Regions from separate parts of the Homo sapiens genome. Here region 1 is linked to region 2. The links are chromatin contacts, found by POLR2A ChIA-PET in ENCODE. All regions are on one chromosome and are shown on one strand. Each heading gives the region's core, a stretch centred on a gene start or an enhancer-like site at or near the end of the contact. The rest is flanking DNA. Distances are from core to core; before and after follow the strand shown.

Region 1 (2,700 bases), core at 31-2,530, about 22 Mb before region 2:
AGAGAAACCACTTCTCCCCTTTCTTCTCTTCCCACGTCCTCTTCAGGAGCCTATAATTGGGCTCTGCCAGCATACTCTGACTGGCTAACGAAGGGTCAGATATCTGCAGTAGTAACAAAAGGCTCTTTTTCTACATGTCTACACCTCCTGGGGAGTCTTTGCTTAAACCTCTACTGGCCCTCCTCCGATCCAAAGGCAAGAATGTTCCCCTCTCTGTCCAAGACTAAAATGAACAAGTAAGGAAATGGATTTTACTCAGCCTATTGCAATAGGGAGAGCACTCCAGATATGATCAGTGTCTTGGCAGCGTAGTTTTGACTTTTATAGGGAGGAAGGTGGGATGATTGACAGTTGGGATTGTTTTGCAATCAGGAGAAGTTTCAGTCAGGTGAACAGGAAATGTTCTCTGTGTCTAACAAGTTGGGGGGAGGAGAGTTCTAATCTCAACTAATCACTCGATATCATCAGCGGGAATTTGGAAGGTCTGTTTGGCTTTATTAACAGGCTCAGAATAAAGGGGAAAGGTCTCTGGCCTTGTCACAGGCAAACAAGGGGGTCATCTGCACGCGTTTTATCTGAGTCACATGGAGACGGGTGGTTCTTTACAGTGTGCCGTTCCAGAAACACAAATAGATGAGGGGGTTTCTTAATCACCGCTGTTTTCCAGGAACACAGGGCTCAGGTAAAGTTCAACTTCACCTTCCTCCGGTGTTTCATCAGGGGAACCCTTCTGGAAGCAAAGACGTGTACTTCTTACTGTTGGCTAAATGGCTTCTTAACAAGGAAATTAAATCGTTGTTTAGAATGAAAGAGAGGAAGACGCCGGGAGAGGAGGCGCTGTGGATCGCGCCAGTTAGTAACGCATCACAGCTCGCGGGCGTCATACTACAAGTCCCAGTGAGCAACGCCCGCTTTCTTGCCTACTGCGGGCGGGAACCAGGCGCCTCTGGGCCTGACGGGAAAGACAGTGGTTTGGCTGAATGACGGAAAAGTCATTTGAGCAGGTCTTCATTTTTCGGAAGAGTATCTCAAAAGCTCTTCAAACAAGGCACGGACACAGAATCTAGGAAATGATAAAGAATCAATGATAACGTTATTACCACGGGGGTCAGACCAGGATCCACCCGAGGAAGGTATTTAACTAAAGCCCGAGTTCCAGCTCAATTTTCCCAGGAGTCTCCTTTCCGGCCGTGCCTGGCGTCATTGCTGTTGCGTCTTCTCATTGGCCGGTTGACGGGTTGCGGCGCCTGCGCGCTGCATTCCTTTGAGGGTCGTGGGCAGACGCCATTTTGGCCCCAGCGGTGCTTCTAGGAAGTAGAACGCCGGCTCGCATGCCTGCCCGCCCGCCAGCCTGCCGGGTACGGCCTTTTCCGCCGGGGCTTCCAGGTCAAAGAATTCGCCTTTGCCGCTACCGCTTTCTTACCCTCCGCACCCGTTAAGTTCTCCGGTCGGGCGGCAGTCTCTGAACACTTAGCCGCGCCATCCGGGGTCACACCGCCTGGAAGGAGGTGACGGGGGCGGCGCGGGGCGCGGACACTCCCCGCTGAGAGTCCGCCTGCCATGGACTCGGAATATTACAGCGGCGACCAGTCAGGTGGGGCAGGGACCTGGGGGACCGGGCTGGGAGGCGGAGCAGTTACTCGGCGGGGCTTGGCCTGGCACCCCGCGGGTGGGGGCAAGGAGGCCCCCCGAAACCTTCCCTCCCGCGACCCGGCCCGAGGAGGGCAAGAGCCCTCTGACCAGCTGCAAGCGTCGAAGCTAGAACGTTGGAGAGGGGATTCTGGTGGGAAAGCTTTCTTCTGAATCGGCGAAGGTTTTTGCTGAAATTGGGAAGTCACTTTCATATGTTAAGCTCCTATTGTGTGCAGGGAAGGAGAGGTGTCTTCTGTTAAGAGAGTTTTCAGTAGTTGAGTAGTTGGAGAATCCAAGGGGCGTTGGGGCGGGGGATCCTTCCTAGACTTTTCACTGCTAGTTAGGAGTGGTTTAATCTTGCTTGCAACACCGGACGTAAGTGCAGGACCCATGTTTCAGTTGCATGCATAGAGTAAGGAATGCGCTTCTGGCACTTACTGGTGGTTTTTGTGCCTTTCCTCCACCTTGAGATCGTTCCTCTTCCTCCTCACCGAAGTTTGGTCTCCTTTCTTTACTGTTTGTTTATTCTGTAAGCTGTTACTGGGGCCCACTCTGCTGGCACGGTGCTTGGCACCTGAGATTAAGGATAAGTGAGGCAGAACCTGGTGTGGGAAACACGTCGCATTTGCTTTCCCTTTGTGTGCTAGTCCTGTTGGGGCGTTCTGTTACAAAAGTTCTTAAATACACCATAAATAAATACACCCTCTATGTACCCACAAAAATTGAAAATTAAAAAGAAAACTTGAGTGCTTAAATAATTGTTTAAGCGTTAAGCCCTTTACTGTTTTGAGTTCATTGCTTTTCCTTACGTAGGACAGTGAATTCTAATGACTGCAAAGCGTTTTCCAGGCATGCACTGCTTAAAAACACTTTCCTAAGCCAGGTGCGGTGGATTATGCCTGTAATCCCAGCACTTTGGGAGGCGTAGGCGGCCGATGGCTTGAGCCCAGGAGTTCGAGACCAGCCTGGGCAACATAGTGAGACCAACACCACCCCCACCCCCCATGCCCGTACCCCACCCCCCTACGCCCCTACCCCACCCCCCTACTTCGTCTCTACAAAAAAATG
Region 2 (2,700 bases), core at 84-2,583:
ATGGTGGCTCACGCCTGTAATCCTAGCACTTTGGGAGGCCATGGCAGGGGAATCACTTGAATCAGGGAAGGCAGAGTTTACAGTGAGCGGAGATTGCTCCACTGCATTCCAGCCTGGGTGACAGAGTAAGACTCTGTCTCAAATAAAATAACATAAACATTCTGAGGAACAAGTGAGGCATGAGACTCCCCCATTTCAGAAATGCCTGGAAGAATCTCCCATTTCAGGTATTTTAGGGAAGCAAACCGTTCACTCAAAAGAGAATTTTGCCAGGTTTGCACAGACTTTAGACATTAATACTTCCTTTAAATGGATTTTGGAATCATTGACAGAGGAAAAAAAGAGTAAAACTCTAAGAGAAGGCAGGCAGAGAAGTGAATGGATTGCTCCTGAAAAGGACTGAAATCAGAGACAAAGAGATCTCAAATAAGAAGCAAAGTTTTTCAGAGTCTACCTTACAAATACTTTTCATCTGAAACCATCCAGCAACATTTACTGGCCCAAATGAACTATGGGTGTGAATAGTTTCATTCTATTGGTCATTAATGTACCAAACAGAGTCTTTCTTAAAGAGGTATCAAAGCCACAGTGGAAACTGTATCCGACGCTCCAAATAAACTCTAACCAAGGATGGGAAACTCGGAATCATGGAGTTGTTTGTGGATTTGGCTAAAAGTCAGGCATGTTTTGAGGCTTTAAACACTGATTATTTATATCCAACAAATAGTTTGTGAAAAAGGAGAGAGGGAAGAAATGGGATATGGAAATTGTGTATCTCAAGAAAGAGCCAATCATTTTCCCTCCTAACCAGAGCATGGCAGAAGGGAGAAGAAAAGGAAAAGAGCTTGCCCTTTGTGGAAAGCTGAGCTTTTCCTGAAAGTCTGACAGGCAGAGAAACAAAGTTTGGATCCTGCAAGATCGTTCCTGTAACCAGATCAAGTTCCTCCTGTTTGCTGGAGGCCCTTGGGTCTCCCGTCACAACTGCACCCAGCTCACGGGCACAGGCAGGTGCATACCCTGCCCGTAGAGTCATCTTTCATAGACTTCCCTGCTGGATCCGGGCAAATAGTGTTTCCAGAAAAAGCGAATCCAGCTTTCTGTGCCACCACCCTGGGATCTGGTACTGTGTCATGGGAAGGCATGCAGGGACTTGCCTCCTGACCCCACTGCCAGGAGGGGTGCTGGTTTGATCACTCCTGACCCCTTCCCGCCAGCATTTATGATCTTAGACACTTACTCACCTTCCAACCATGTGAGGCAATTAAGAATGATTGCCTCTGAATCAAGGGCAAATCATCCACCAGTTTCCTGGCCAAGGTTTGAGTGGGAGGAACAGCTTGTGTGAAATCCTTTAACGGTGACAAAATGCTTAACAATCTTGATGGCAGTGGTCAGTTAGGGTAACGAACATAGGGCGGTCTGACCTCCAGCTCATGTTTTCCTGTGTTCACTTTCTACCTGGTAATGGTGAGCTCATCCTAATCCCCCTGGGGTAGCCCCCATCCGGGTAGGAGGCTACTGTTGGCCCCTGCACAGATGGGTCTAGCCCACCAGCCTCCCCCCCACGACCCCACCACAGGGTGGCAGTTGCGAGCACACGCCTAGAAGCCCTGCCTTTCTTTGGCCTCTCCCAGAGAATGAAATTTCAGCATTTGTACAGCTCAGACCCACTGGCTGAAACTTCTACCTCCTGGCTCAAACTTCTACCTCCTGCTTCCCTGAGTGAAGTAACTGACAGAGGAAGTAATACTTCCAACTGGATTTTAGAGTTCCTGAGTCTAGTCTATGTTTAGTCTATCTCTATTTCCCTGTCCCTCCCCCACGCCCTAAACTGACATTTCGTAGGTTTCTGGTAAATTACCGAGTCCAGAGTTGGAAGCCCTAAGTGGTATTTATTTTACTTCAAATCACCTTTAGTCATCAGAATCACCTGGAGGGCGTGTTAAAGCAGGAGCTGGCCTGAGAATGTGCACTTCTAACAGGTTTGCAGGGGATCCTGCTGCACTCTGGGACAAGGCTTTGAGACCTGCTAGCCGCAGGAAGTCTTTTCCTCTCTTTCCTCCCTTCCTAGCTGTGCCTCTCCCTGAAGCCCACCTACAGGAGAGACGGGAAAACGTTATGGGCAGTGTTGTCTCAAGAAGGAATGTCAGGATAATTGGAATAAACAAAAGAAGAACTTGAATAACTGATCACAGTCACCGTTGATCCTTTCCCCAGGAAATAGTACTTTTTGTTTTTATTTTCTTCCATGAACTAGCCTTTTATCCATAGCAGAGAGGTTTTCTCTCAAGAAGAAACAGGATCTGAACAGGATCTGAACCTTAATTCTTCTTCTGGTGGGAGTTCAGTCCATTTCCTTCTTATTCTGGATTAATTTCCCCTTTGCCATTGAATAAAACAGAGGACTTTACAAAGGGCCTACTTCATGCCAAGTAATGTGTTAATAGTTCTAAGTGGTTTATGTGCATCTCAAAAGACCTTCGCCACAATTTCACAGACTATATGTTATTAGCCCATTTTACAAACTAGCAAACTGAGGGTTAGGGAAGTTTTGTAGTTACTGGAGATCATAGTAGTCATAGATAGAACAGAGATTCAAATCCTGGCTTGACTTCAAAGATCAAGCTATGCTGCCATAGACAGCATTACGCTTTCTATAGTGAAAGACTTGTCACAAACAATTCTGTGATCTGTCACTTA

The links. ChIA-PET counts read pairs that join two places held with the same protein, here RNA polymerase II (POLR2A).
Region 1: POLR2A ChIA-PET joins it to region 2 with 14 read pairs in H1. The contact joins the promoter of IWS1 here to the enhancer-like site in region 2. POLR2A ChIA-PET finds 5 or more read pairs at or near these places in 2 of 52 experiments (H1 and activated CD4-positive, alpha-beta T cell).

The regions. Positions count from the first base shown.
Region 1 is chr2:127,525,069-127,527,768 of GRCh38, reverse strand. It overlaps IWS1 (interacts with SUPT6H, CTD assembly factor 1), which reads left to right and starts at 1,280. Exons shown (of 14, transcript NM_017969.3): 1 at 1,280-1,594. The coding sequence starts at 1,561. RefSeq lists enhancers at 681-750, 991-1,040, 1,301-1,360, 1,891-1,950, 1,961-2,040 and 1 more and silencers at 786-959, 1,601-1,710.
Region 2 is chr2:105,402,869-105,405,568 of GRCh38, reverse strand. It overlaps a transcript of FHL2 not described here. Among named protein-coding and RNA genes, the nearest start is that of FHL2, 5.2 kb to the right of the region's middle. Within about 2 kb of position 1,333, at least 17 of the 41 ENCODE cell types and tissues checked have a DNase peak (open chromatin) inside an H3K27ac peak, as active enhancers do.